4 separate regions of the Homo sapiens genome follow, and regions 2, 3 and 4 are each linked to region 1. A link is a contact called in ENCODE Hi-C or POLR2A ChIA-PET data. All regions are on one chromosome and are shown on one strand. Each heading gives the region's core, a stretch centred on a gene start or an enhancer-like site at or near the end of the contact. The rest is flanking DNA. Distances are from core to core; before and after follow the strand shown. Region 1 holds the start of MET (MET proto-oncogene, receptor tyrosine kinase). Region 2 overlaps ST7 (suppression of tumorigenicity 7). Region 3 overlaps ST7 (suppression of tumorigenicity 7). Region 4 holds the start of ST7 (suppression of tumorigenicity 7).

What was found. Hi-C counts contacts between places; a loop is a spot of excess contacts on that map. ChIA-PET counts read pairs that join two places held with the same protein, here RNA polymerase II (POLR2A). Pooled maps may share reads with other maps.
Region 2: a map of chondrocyte shows a loop between it and region 1 (2.8-fold over the local background). The contact joins the enhancer-like site here to the promoter of MET in region 1. A Hi-C loop is called at or near these places in 2 of 168 maps with a recorded cell type or tissue (PC-9 and chondrocyte), 6 of 37 single-sample maps with no recorded cell type and 6 of 50 pooled maps.
Region 3: a loop to region 1 is called in a pooled map, with 2.2 times the contacts of the local background. The contact joins the enhancer-like site here to the promoter of MET in region 1. A Hi-C loop is called at or near these places in 2 of 168 maps with a recorded cell type or tissue (PC-9 and chondrocyte), 6 of 37 single-sample maps with no recorded cell type and 12 of 50 pooled maps.
Region 4: a map of PC-9 shows a loop between it and region 1 (5-fold over the local background). The contact joins the promoter of ST7 here to the promoter of MET in region 1. A Hi-C loop is called at or near these places in 2 of 168 maps with a recorded cell type or tissue (PC-9 and gastrocnemius medialis) and 14 of 50 pooled maps. POLR2A ChIA-PET finds 5 or more read pairs at or near these places in 1 of 52 experiments (A549).

The regions. Positions count from the first base shown.
Region 1 is chr7:116,670,556-116,673,708 of GRCh38, forward strand. It overlaps MET (MET proto-oncogene, receptor tyrosine kinase), which reads left to right and starts at 1,641. Exons shown (of 21, transcript NM_000245.4): 1 at 1,641-2,022. The region is part of intron 1 of COMETT (cytosolic oncogenic antisense to MET transcript); the gene reads right to left. RefSeq lists silencers at 1,249-1,298, 1,429-1,558, 1,619-1,808.
Region 2 is chr7:117,130,765-117,133,917 of GRCh38, forward strand. It overlaps ST7 (suppression of tumorigenicity 7), which reads left to right. Exons shown (of 16, transcript NM_001369598.1): 6 at 1,121-1,196. The region is part of intron 2 of ST7-AS2 (ST7 antisense RNA 2); the gene reads right to left. Among named protein-coding and RNA genes, the nearest start is that of ST7-AS2, 13 kb to the right of the region's middle. Within about 2 kb of position 1,732, at least 5 of the 41 ENCODE cell types and tissues checked have a DNase peak (open chromatin) inside an H3K27ac peak, as active enhancers do; they include PC-9, where a contact is called at or near this core.
Region 3 is chr7:117,109,186-117,112,338 of GRCh38, forward strand. The region is part of intron 2 of ST7 (suppression of tumorigenicity 7); the gene reads left to right. It overlaps ST7-AS2 (ST7 antisense RNA 2), which reads right to left. Exons shown (of 5, transcript NR_109981.1): 5 at 3,107-3,153. Among named protein-coding and RNA genes, the nearest start is that of ST7-AS2, 35 kb to the right of the region's middle. RefSeq lists enhancers at 1,323-1,402, 1,443-1,662. Within about 2 kb of position 1,591, at least 4 of the 41 ENCODE cell types and tissues checked have a DNase peak (open chromatin) inside an H3K27ac peak, as active enhancers do.
Region 4 is chr7:116,951,806-116,954,958 of GRCh38, forward strand. It overlaps ST7 (suppression of tumorigenicity 7), which reads left to right and starts at 1,696. Exons shown (of 16, transcript NM_001369598.1): 1 at 1,696-1,886. The coding sequence starts at 1,736. ST7-AS1 (ST7 antisense RNA 1) reads right to left here and starts at 2,529. Exons shown (of 1, transcript NR_002330.1): 1 at 641-2,529. ST7-OT4 (ST7 overlapping transcript 4) reads left to right here and starts at 2,043. Exons shown (of 5, transcript NR_002329.2): 1 at 2,043-2,304; 2 at 2,656-2,874. RefSeq lists enhancers at 1,242-1,351, 1,767-2,690 and silencers at 1,612-1,681, 1,892-2,091, 2,152-2,451.

The sequences.
Region 1 (3,153 bases), core at 391-2,890:
AGTTAACATATTGCTATGGAAACCAGGAAATAGAAACAGCACTCTAATCATTCCTTTAGACAACTATGGCTCTGTGTGTGTGTGTGTGTGTGTGTGTGTGTGTGTGTAAAACTTTTTAAATTCATTAATTTATTCATCTTTTATTGAAAGCTGTTACTGAACCCAAAATCTGTAATTGATCTGTCCATAAATAGGCCCAGTGCCTTATTACCAGTAAATTAGTGTTTTTTAATGAGCTATAGTCATTGATAAATTATGCCATGCCGTATCAGGAAATCTCCAGTCAGGCCGCGTTGTTTATTTAGCCTGCTGAGGCCTCTTGGTATGGTGTGAAGGACACCTGACTGGGCTGAAAGCTAAGTTCTAACTTTGCCCCTCTTACTAACCAGCTATGTGACTCTCCTGGGAACTTTTAGGGACTCAGTTTCTTTACCTGCAAAATGGTTCAATGCAAGACTTTAGTAACGTAATGGGAACTTTCCTTTTCCATAAAACTGGGGAATCAAGAGGTAATCTCTTTTGAGGACTGAAATCACTCTTATGTAACCTCTGGTTACATTATCATTTCCAAGTGCCTGGCACTTGGGAAATGATAACTATTCTTACTACATTTTTCTATGTTTCATTCTGTAGTAAATAAGAACTGAACCTGCATAGTAACTGTTATTTTAACCCATGACTTTCAATAACGAAGATATCTATGTCTCATTATCTATTGCCATGATTGAACAAGTTGGTATGAGAGCCGGAACGAACTCAAGTTCTAACCGGCAATGCCCGTTCCTTAGATCCTATTACCTTTGAGTGTTCATTTACTCTTGTAGGTGCCAATTTTTATAGCGAAATACAAAGTTATCCCAACACAATTACTCCTAATAGAGTTCACCGAGGCCCCAAAAGCTCTTTTTTAAAAATCATCATAAGATTTCAACATTCAAGAATTAAACTTTTGTTCTGTTGTGCTTATTCATCGCTATTTGCCCAGTTATTTAATCAGCCTGCTTCCGGCTATGGAAAAAAAAAAAAAGAAAAAAAGAAATGGAAGTCTCCTCAGGGTTAAACTCCTCTGTTGTTCTTCCTTGCAGAAATTTGAGTTATTATAGTAGAGGATAATCGTTGCATAATGAAATCATTGGGACAATTCGTCCATCCACTTCTACCTCCGCCTCTAACAATGAACTCCTTGTTTCTGCGGTGCCCAAATCTCTCTAAACCCGGGTGGGCGCGGGGCGGTTAGCGGAGACGTGGGAGAGGCCGAGAGCAAAGCTCGCGCCCTTCCCGGGGTCAGCGAGCGGGGTGCCAGGAGGGTGCGCGCCCTGCATCTGAGCCCGGGGTGACACTCGCCTCCCAAGCGCCAGGAGGGGGAGACTCGGTCCCGCTTATCTCCGGCTGTGCTAACTTCAGACTGCCTGAGCTGGGGGAGGAGAGCGCGCAGCCAGGGCGAGAAAACTTCTCCACCTAGAAAGTTTCACCTTGTCGTGGGCGGGGCAGAGGCGGGAGGAAACGCGACCCCCGCGGGGCCAGGCGCGGCGCGGACGGCAGGAAGGGCGGGGGCCGATTTCCCTCTGGGTGGTGCCAGTCCCCACCTCAGCGGTCCTCGGAACCCGCGGACTAGGGGACGGACAGCACGCGAGGCAGACAGACACGTGCTGGGGCGGGCAGGCGAGCGCCTCAGTCTGGTCGCCTGGCGGTGCCTCCGGCCCCAACGCGCCCGGGCCGCCGCGGGCCGCGCGCGCCGATGCCCGGCTGAGTCACTGGCAGGGCAGCGCGCGTGTGGGAAGGGGCGGAGGGAGTGCGGCCGGCGGGCGGGCGGGGCGCTGGGCTCAGCCCGGCCGCAGGTGACCCGGAGGCCCTCGCCGCCCGCGGCGCCCCGAGCGCTTTGTGAGCAGATGCGGAGCCGAGTGGAGGGCGCGAGCCAGATGCGGGGCGACAGCTGACTTGCTGAGAGGAGGCGGGGAGGCGCGGAGCGCGCGTGTGGTCCTTGCGCCGCTGACTTCTCCACTGGTTCCTGGGCACCGAAAGGTAAAATTGCAGCCCCTTTCAGATCCAGTACCCAATCCCTCGCCTCAGGGGTTCTGCTTTCTTTGTTCCCCTAAGAGACCTGACTGCTGTTCCAGGGGGCAAAACCACGTAGGTGGGCTAGAGTTTAGGGGCTTCGGAAACTGAAGAGACGTGGCCACGGCGAGGACGAAACTAGAATGGGGCTTGTCTTTTTAGGGGGTTGCTTCTGATGGCCACCTGTATGACTTAGGAGGGAGAGGGGCGCTGGGACAGTGGGTGATGTGTGACTGTTACGGCCCAGCAAGTTTTAAAGCTGGGATCTGACTCAGCCCTTACAAAAGGGATCCGGTCATCCTCGTCCCACCGTGATGCAGCTGGCAAGGTTTGAGCCGAGCTGTTTCCTTGTTCCCAGCCTTGCTTTATCTGTGTTATGTTGGGGTCCTTCCAAGGGGCAGGTGTTTCTGTGAAAGTCTGAATTCATTTCTGGCAATCACGCGGGGCTTGTGATCCATCAATTTTCCATCGTACCTTATCTCTTTCTGGGGCTTGTGGTGGACATCTATCTTATTAGGTGAAATAGATTATAACCAGAGGCTGAGCGATGTGGCCAGTCGTAGTGCTGACCCGATAATTAAAGCACCAGTGAAAGTACTTTCCCTGACTATTGTCAATGCAGAATTTACTCCGAAGTACGGTTTCCCATTCATATCTTTCATGTTTTAAAAGAGCCATTTGCTAATTTGGCAGTTGGAGAGGGCTCCAATGGCTCACGCATGAATAGTTGCCCAGTGTATTTTACCTTATCACAGTTTTATGTTCAAAGGAGCCCTCGGGCAGAATGAAATATTGTCAACTCTCTTAGGCAAAATAATCAAGATACTTTAATTGCTATGTTAAGATGGTCCATGAATGTGAGAGGATTGTAAGAACTGACGTTGGAGGCAATATAGACTATCTGGACCCTCTCTTGAATTTTAAGAAGACTGTTCACATTCTGTAGCTTTGGGTGGGGGTTTATTCTGTCGCTTTCATCAGCCAGACACATGCACATTGCCATGCAAATGGATTCAGAAAAACATTATATTCCCTTACAGCTAAACTATTATAGCTGACTAATGAATTTTTTCTGCATGAAGATGATCTGAAAATGAT
Region 2 (3,153 bases), core at 482-2,981, 460 kb after region 1:
CTTTATCACAATGAAGTATTTATGTTGAAATGAGTCCCCTCATAATAATTTGAATCATGATTTTTAAAAATATATCGAAGTTGGTTTTATATATTTTAAAGAAATATGAATCTTATATGAAGCTAATGAAGTTCTTGGTTGAGTTAGCATGAAGGCCTTATCTCCTTTATGATATTCAAAGTAGAAATTGGAATTTACTGGATTCAGATGATTAATGAATATATTTTAGTGACTTTTATTTGCCTATTTATAGGTTAACTAGCATCGAATGGGGTCATGGCCTTGGCTATTGGAGTCTAGATGTGTGTTCCATCTGAGAAAATACTTTGTTTAGTGTGTATTTTACATTACTTGAGTTTCAGATAATTCAACTGAAATTTTTTGTTATAAAATTTATTCAAAGTAAATAGGTGAAAAAATGTTTTTGAAAGGGAACCTCTACACACTCTAAAATAATTTATAAAATACAAATTTATAAAATAAATAAGGAGATTGTTACTCCTTTGTAAAATGGTACTCTTTGCTATGGTAGAAACATCATGGTACAGTAAATATTCCCATTGAGCTTCCCACCATATGTTCAGAAACTGCTCTGATGTATAAAAGCTAGGTTTGCAGGTAAATTTGGGATATAAGTACACATGTTAAGCAAAAGCTTAAGCATTTTTTACTGACCCACGCATAATTCTTGAAATGGTTTCAGAATGTTCTAACACCAAGAGTCTGTGTTAAGTGCTTCGGAAAATGACCAATTATGTTGTATCTAAGTGAATGAAAAGGTTGGTAGCAATGTCATCTCAAAATGCATAAAATATATTCTCCAAGAACAAATGACATTAATGTGCAAAAGACACGCAAAATCTCTGTTAGAGTGCCTTTTCTTGATTTCCTTAGCCTGTAGTTTTGTGAGCACAAAAAAGGTTTGCTATCAGCAGTTGAAATACTGTGGAATAGCACATTAATACACTAATATGACTTTGGAGATTTTGGCCAACCCTCTTAGCAATGAAATATGTTCTTGTAATTTAAGCTGACACTCCTAATTTAGCTCTTGTCCTCTACTGAGTCTACCTAATTATATGTATGGATTGACTTGGTGTTTTCTCTTTTTCTTAAATAGTAATGCAGAAAGCCTGGAGAGAGAGAAACCCCCAAGCTAGGATTTCTGCAGCTCATGAAGCCTTGGAGATAAATGAGTAAGTGGGGGAAAATCTTGCTGTTAAAAAGGAAATCTCATCCTTTGCTGAATATATTCAGTTGCCATTGATAGGATACTTAAATTAAACTGCATTTGAACTGGAGGATTATTTGGGGAGTTATTACTCTATTTAAAAAAGTTTTTTTTTTAAATGAAGGACAGCCACCATGTGGAGGTGGTTTTAGTCATTTTATGAATTCAATGGCTTTGCTGTGATCCTAAATTAATTTCTTGAAGGGCTATCCCTAGGATATTGTGAGGATATAAAATAAATACAATTCTTTACATATCTAAAACATTCTGACAGGGAAAATTTTCCAGATGTAGAATGCTCATCTGCACTAGAACATTTTCTAGTAGAACTTCTGCTAGTGGGGAAAACATGATAACAACATAAGGTTTAAAAAAAAAATTTTAGAAAATACTTCAAGATTAAGACAAAGATAAGAGGAAATGCTGTCTTGAGTGTTGTTAAACATTCTGTGGGTTACCAAGGAAGGCTGGGAAATCTCTTCTGGAGATCTCAGAAAATGAGAAAGATTCTTAAAGTTGGAGTCATAAAAACTCAGGGTTGGCAGAGACCTTAAAGGTCACTTAGCTGAACCACCCATCTGGTGCTTGAATCACCTCAACACTATCCTTGCCAAGTGGTCATTGTTAAACTATTTTATGATTTTTCTGAAGAAGGTTACAGAATCTTCTTCAGAGATCTTAGGGAAAAAAAAAAAAGATTGTCGTGAGAGTTGAAAATCCTGCCATTGTAACCAGTTGATCTACGGTTTCTGATTCTGTCATGCAACATATTTATTTTCCAGTTTCTTGTCATCTACAAATTCGATATGCCTGCCTTCTGTGTGTCATCCATATTTCTGAGAAAAATATGAAGGCCAGGAATAGAGCCCTGTGACATGACATAGAAACTACCCTCCAGGTTCATGTCTTCATGAATCACCATCTTTTGTATTGTTCACTCAATTACTAAGCCACCCAGTTACACTGTGACTCAGCTCATATTTCTCCATTTGGATCTTAAGAATGCCAATCGTAGCTGCGGATCTTAAATTTATAGTAAATCTATTACAGTAAATTAAGCTAGCACAATCTGATTTATTTATTCTTAGTGAATATAAGCTGGCTTCTAGTCGTCACTACTTTCTTTTTAAAGTGCTTGGAGACCATTCCTTTAATAATCCATTAGAATATCTTTCCAAATCACTGTGTTCTGTAGTTTGGGAAGTCTGCCTTCTTCCCCTTTTTGAAAATTTATGCTACATTTATCATCTCATCTTCTAGCACCTCTCCATTCTTTGTGATTCCTCAACTATCCACAGAGAGCAATTCCATGGCCTGCCTACAAGGTCTTTCGGTTTCCTGGGATTTGCCCATCCAGTCCAGTAATTCATTTAGAATGGATCAATTATTTGCTATCTTACATCTTTTTACCCATTTTAGAGTTTAATTTCTTCTCCCTTTTTCAGTCTGACAGTCATTCTCCTTGATAGAGAAGCCAGGAACAAAATAGGAGGGAGAGAGTTTTGCTTTTTCTTTATTATCTACTGCTTTTAACAATAAACCTTCCTTGTTTTGATGTTATTATGTTGTTTGTCTTTTTTTTTTACTTATTTGCCTTTGTGACATGGGGACGGTGATAGGGCCTTAAATATAATTTTAAAATAGGGAATAAATGGTTGTCTTTAGTATTTTATTTTGTTTTATTATTATTATTATTATTGTTATTTTTGCAAGCTTCAGCTAATTTGGAATTGTAGCTCTCCTGACATTATTCTTATAAGCTCATTCCACTCTCTTATAGACCATCATTACATGCCCTCTTTCCATCTTTTAAAATATGTCCTTTAAAAATCTGACCTGGGAGAAATCTCTGTGAAGCCGTGTTGGTTACTTAAGTGCCACCCCTCTTTTCTTCCTGAGAGGATCATTTGTGATTGCAGTTA
Region 3 (3,153 bases), core at 341-2,840, 440 kb after region 1:
AATGCTTTCAACTTTTCCTCGTTCAGTATAATGTTGGCTGGGGGTTTGTCAGAGATGGCTTTTATTACCTTAAGTATGTCCCTTCTATGCCAATTCTTTTGAAGAGATGAATAAAATTGATAGACCATTGGTGAGATTAAGCAAGAGAAGAAGAGAGAAGATCCAAATAAGCTCAATTAGAAACGAAATAGGAGATATTACAACTGATACCACAGAAATACAAAAGATAATTCAAGGCTACTTTGAACCCCTTTACACACATAAACTAGAAAACCTAGAAGAGATGGATGAATTCCTGGAAATATACAACCATCCTAAATTAAACTAGGAAGAAATTGAAAGTCTGAACAGATTGAAATGGTAATTAAAAAGTTACCAACAAAAAAAAGTCCAGGACCAGATAGACTCACAGCTGAATTCTATCAGACATTCAAAGAAGAATTGGTACCAATCCTATTGACCCTATTCCAAAAAATAAAGAAGGAATCCTCCCTAAATTATTCTGTGAAGCCAGTATCACCCTAATGCCCAAACCAGGAAACAATATAACAAAAAAATAAAACTACAGATCAATATCTCTGATGAACGTAGATACAAAAATTCTCAGTAAAATATTAGCTAACTGAATCCAACAGCATGTCCAAAAAGATAATTCACCATGAACAAGTGGGTTTCATACCAGGGATGCAGGGATGGTTTAACATATGCAAGTAAATAAATGTGATACACCATATAAACAGAATTAAAAATGAAAATCACATGATCATTTCAATAGATGCAGAAAAAACATTTGACAAAATCCAGCACCCCTTTATGATTAAAAACCTACCTTAATATTCCTAAATAGAGGCAACTTCAGACTGGGAAAATGCTTGGTAAATTCTTACTAAATATATGCCCCAAACATGGCAATCTTTTAGCATATATGTTTTGTGGGAGGGAGAAGGGAAGGCATTACAAGTCTCCCTCTGATGATTATCATTTACATTTACAATAGTATTTTAACATTTTCATTCAAAACATCTTGGAAATATTTTTAAGTAAGCAAATAGAAAAAAAGAACTTTTCTGGATACAATTTCATACTGAAACCAGTAATTCACTCTGATGCTGAAAGGTAGGCTTTTGTCTTTTGTTTATACATTCCTCCTCTCAGAGGAGGGTCACTGAAGACTGTTACCTACTTAGATGATGCCAGGCACTGATCTAAAGCACTTTGCATGCTAACTCATTTACTCTTCCCCACCGTACAACAGGGTCATTGCTAATGGTTGTTTCCTTTTTACTTACAGGTAGGCTCAATAGGTAGAATAGGCCAGTTAGTAACCTGCCTTCAGTCACACAGCTAGCAATGGAGGAGCAGGGTTGGAACCCAGGCCATCTTGTGCAGGCAGCCTGCACTCTGTCACTCATTTCACTGCCTCTGTGGTCAGCTGTTTTTCTAGCCTGCTGTACAAATGGTAGGTCTGGACTTTATTCTAGCAGTAGCGTGGTGTAGATTCACAGGCTATAAATTAATTACCTCCGTGTGGGTTGTTTCCTTTCACTCTGGTGAGCTAGGCCTAATGGTTGTTTTCCTTTTTAACTCAAAGATGGGGAAGCCCCAACAGCAATAAAGGGATTTCCCTAGAGCCTGGCTGCCTTTGCAGATCTGGGCTGGTGAGGTTTTCTGTGCCCCTGCTGAACCGGATGATCATTGCTGGGCTATCTTATGGTACATTTGTCTTGCAGCATTCTCAGGAAGCAGAGGATGCTTCCGACTGATAGGAAACTTTGAGCAAAGGAAAACCTCTCCTGTAGGAACATTTTGAAAGGTCTCTCTCAAAATGCTGGTCTGTAGTGAGAGCTAAATAACTACAGTGTGTACAGCTTTAGGCTCCTGCTTTAGAGCTTGTTGACATGCCTAGCCTTTAGGGACTCAGCTTTGCCAGGCCTCGAAATGAACCCAGGGTAAGGTTTCTATTCAGCCACTATCCTTTTCTGCTGAGTGCATTTCAGGGAGAGGCAGCATTGAGGTAAAGGATCAGGTGCTCTGCAAAATAGTTGTGTGCATGGAAATGCTTAGCAGTTTGCTTCCTGGCCCCAGGGAGATAATTACCTAACTGCTCTCACCTAAGCAATGTCCTAGGAGCCTGCCATGGACATTTAAAGTACACGGCTGACCCTGGGGAAATTGATTATTTGGGGGCCTCAGGATTTCTATGCTGGAGACTAAAATTATCAAATTAAATTTGATTTCTTTGGAAGAGAGAGCTAAAAACAAAGAAAAACCCTGATGTTTCCTCTGTAAAGAAAAAGTCAATTAACTGAACAGATATACAATGTACTTAAAAATAAACAGGTGTATATTTTATTAGATATCCCTAATACTTCTTAGTTCACAAGGTGAAAGCTAGCAATGACTTTGTTATACCATCTAGCTCACTCTTCCCTTTTAGTTCCTATGCCTATACCCATCCATCCAGCTTTTTCCCTTGCTTAATTTCAAGATACCCCTCTGCCTGCTTGGCACAAGCCTTCCCATCCCAGTCCAGTTCCATCCACAAGAACTGCACCTGTCATCACAGTCCAGACCTGCCAAGTTAGTCTTATCTGCTAGCAAAGACATGCCCAGCCTCTGCAGGGAGTGTTTATTATAGTGGAGAAAATCTCTGGATTTTGCTTCGCTTTTGAGAGTGGTAAGGTGGATATGTGCAGAAAATGCTCCCCTTAATTATCTCAAAATGTTGATAGAATGCATACAATTCTGTATGTTGCATTGACATTTATACATAGATTCCTATATCCCTATTAAAATGTGTGTGTATGTATTTCATTGGATATAGGGATCAATACACATTTTAATAGGATACAGGATATGTATATTTGTGTATATGTATATAGATATACATATATGTACATATATATGCATGTGTGTGTGTGTGTATATATATATATAACAGAGGTATTTTTAAGAGGCATCCAGAGCATAATTTTTAGAAGTCAGAATCAAGAACAGGAAATGGAGAAAATCAGAATGGTAAATAAAATAATTAATTCATGGATTAAATGTAAAAGAAGTGTGTTTTTGGGAAAGTGGTAGCAGATGACGATTGAATAGGAATGAGTTATAACAAAAGATCTATTTATTGAGTTACCACTCCATGCCAGGTGT
Region 4 (3,153 bases), core at 446-2,945, 280 kb after region 1:
TCAGATGTTTGCACAGGAGTGTTACCTTTGTATCTTCATTTCAGCCTCTGGTTGGCTGCTTTCTGCAACCAGTCAGACTGATTGCGGGCTACCACTTCATTTACGTGAGATGAGCATGAGTTGCCAAAGGGAAACTTCTTGGGGGTATTTGGACCCAAGAAGATTCTGTATTCGGCCTTTGAGCCGCTGCTCCGCCCGCTCCCACAATGTAGAGTGTACTTTCGTTTTCAATAAATCCCTGCTTTCGTTCTTTTGTCGCTTCTCTGGGTGTTTTGTCCAATTCTTTGTTCAAAACGCCAAGAACCTGGACAACCTGCAGTCACGATCCTTTACTGGTGACAATATTGTTTTATTTTACTGAGATTCCATGTATCAGTGTTAGACACAAAAATCATTTGGTCATGTGCTGCCATAAATAACTATAAAGAAAGTCTATGTGTGCCAATTTCACTTATTCTGGCCTGGATCTCACTGTAGTAGATCAAATGTGAGGAAGAAACAGTAGCCGAGAGAGGCTGGAATTAGTAAAAATTTAAGAGTAGTTCCATCCATTATGTATGCCGTAATAGGCCCTATATGTGAAAAGTTAAAGGAGCTTATTTAATTATGAAGGAAACTATTATACAAGTAAGCAAAACAATTTATAATAAAATATTCTTTATGCTCAGAATTTTAAAAATAGATGTAGACTGGAAAACCTGCAATTTCCTCATTACCATCTAATACATAGAAAGTCAAATCACTTACGGACAGAAACAGACTTGAAAATTTCAGCTGAGAAAACATTTTAGAATAAAAGAAACATTTTATTCAGCACAGTCAAAACAAAACAAAAACAACAAAACAATGTTTAAAATGGACTTTCTGTTAGAGGTGGCCGTTTCACAGTCAAAATTATCCCAGAGAATTGTTTATATTAAAAACAGGCTGAGAATAGTTTGACCTCTGATCACCAAAAAACCTGGAGGATAAACATTCATCTGTCAAGATTTCTCTGGAAAATCCCTGCGCTGCTTCAAAGAGACAGAACAAAGGTAAATAGCATCTGCCACCCAAATCTTGCTGAATAGAGTGATTTATCTTCAGGCCTACTAGCCGGCGACAGGAGCGCACCTCCTCCCTTCTCCTAGCTGTCCCGGGTTTATTCATTCCCTGAGCCTGAATCCTGATAAGGGAGCAGAGTAGGGTTTAAGACCTCGGACCCCAGAATACACCACTGCAATTGAATTTTGGTTCCACCTTAAGGTAAACTACGCAGCTGCTGTGAGCCTCAGTTTCCCTACCTATAGAAAGAGGATCGTAGTGGGGAATTGTTGCAGGGGTTAAATGAGATTGTACGGATCGTGGAGCAGCGCCTGGCGTGTGGTAAACGCTCAACTTATGCGGGTTGTAACTGCCTGAGGCGTTTCCTTCGGCGCGCCACTTGGCCTTCTCTTTCTAAATATTAGCATAATAAATATAAATGGACCCAGAACGCGAGGGGGCAGGGGCCACGTGATCGCTCCACGAAAGCCACTTGTAGGGACCTTTAGAGAGTTAGCAATAAGGCTGGAGAAGGAAAAGCCGGCGCGCCCGCGGCCCGCGCGATTTCCCGCCGAGCCCGCGTCCCCGGCGGCGGGCGGGCTCCGGGGGCGCCCGGGCCGCGGCGGCGGCGGCGGCGCGAGCTGCGCCTCCGGGCCGGTGAATCATCCCGGCAGACACCAAGAGCCGCGGCAGCAGAGAGGAGCGCTGAAACATGGCTGAAGCGGCCACGGGCTTTCTGGAGCAGCTCAAGTCCTGCATAGTTTGGTCTTGGACGTATCTGTGGACCGTGTGGTTCTTCATCGTGCTATTCCTGGTCTACATCCTGCGGGTGCCTTTGAAAATCAACGACAACTTGAGCACAGGTAAGGCCTGGGAGCCGGGCCCGCGGCGCCCACCCCTCCCCCGCCCCGGAAAGTTAGTGCAACTCGCGCGGGGCCGCGGCCAGGCGCGCGCTCGGGGACGCGCCGGGGCCCGCGCACCGGAGGCCCGCGGCTACCCGCCAGCAACGCGGCGGCTTAGGCGGCGGGGCCGGGCAGCTGGGCGCGCGGGGGCGGCCGGTGGCCTTCACGGCCCCGCGGAGGAAGAGCTGCGCCGCGCACAGCCCGCAAGGCGGGCCGGGCCGGGCCGGCAGCCGCCCTGCTGCGTCGCTGGTGGTCGGGAGACGGAGAAGAACGGGTGTCGCGGGCGAAGGAGTTCCCAGGACACCCCCTCGGGTGTCTGCGCCGGAACTCCGAGGGTTCCCCGGAGTTAGACCGAGTCCTTCCTCACGCCCTCCCGGCTGTGGGTGCCAAGCGGCCGAAGTGTGGTCGGGGAGGCGCCCTCCCGCCCGGCCGCGGAGGCCCGAGGGCGGCTGCCGGAGGGTGCTCGGCGGCGAAGCCCCCTGACCCGGCCGGGCTGTCCGGGCGGCGCCCTCCGTGGCCCGGAGTTGCGTCTTGCCGGGCGTGGGGCTGTCTCTCTGGTTGGGTAGTGGGGAGAGGGGTTCCCGAAGGCACTCTTGGGAGTGTATGGATGACGTGTCAGGTCACCAAATGGATTGTCGAAGGGACCGGAGGGAAGAGGGGAGAGCTGGAATTTCTGAGGGTTTCGGTTGCAGTTTTCAGTGATCTTTGCTCGTCTCCCTTCCCTGTAAAGCTACATATGCTCAGCAAGTGCCGCGTGCCTCCCATCCTTGGTCGGTGGTAAATGCAGGAGGTAATTAACAGGATCTTCACAAACTTGGAGCCAGCCCACTGAGTCGTTAAAAAAACACCCGCAAAGAAAACACACGAGCCTTAACACTCCAGAGAGTTCCGAAACACAAAGTAAATTTCGAGCTAAGGGTTACAGTCCTTTAAATCTGGAAATTTCAAGGTAGAGTGTTTTTGTTTTTGTTTTAAATTTTAATTTCACAGTACTGGGAAATTCTTACAGTCCTGAAGATATATACATATGTACACATATATATCTTCCCTTGTTAATCTCCATACTCTGGGAGTGCAAGTCTGGAAATGCATTTTCCTCAGGTGTTTAGCTGCATTAAAACGCTTTTTAAAACGCTTGAGATAATGTACTCATTTTGTTAGGAAACTTGTACCTTTCAGATACTAACTTAAGTATTTTGATTACTAACTTGAACTCATGTTCATATTT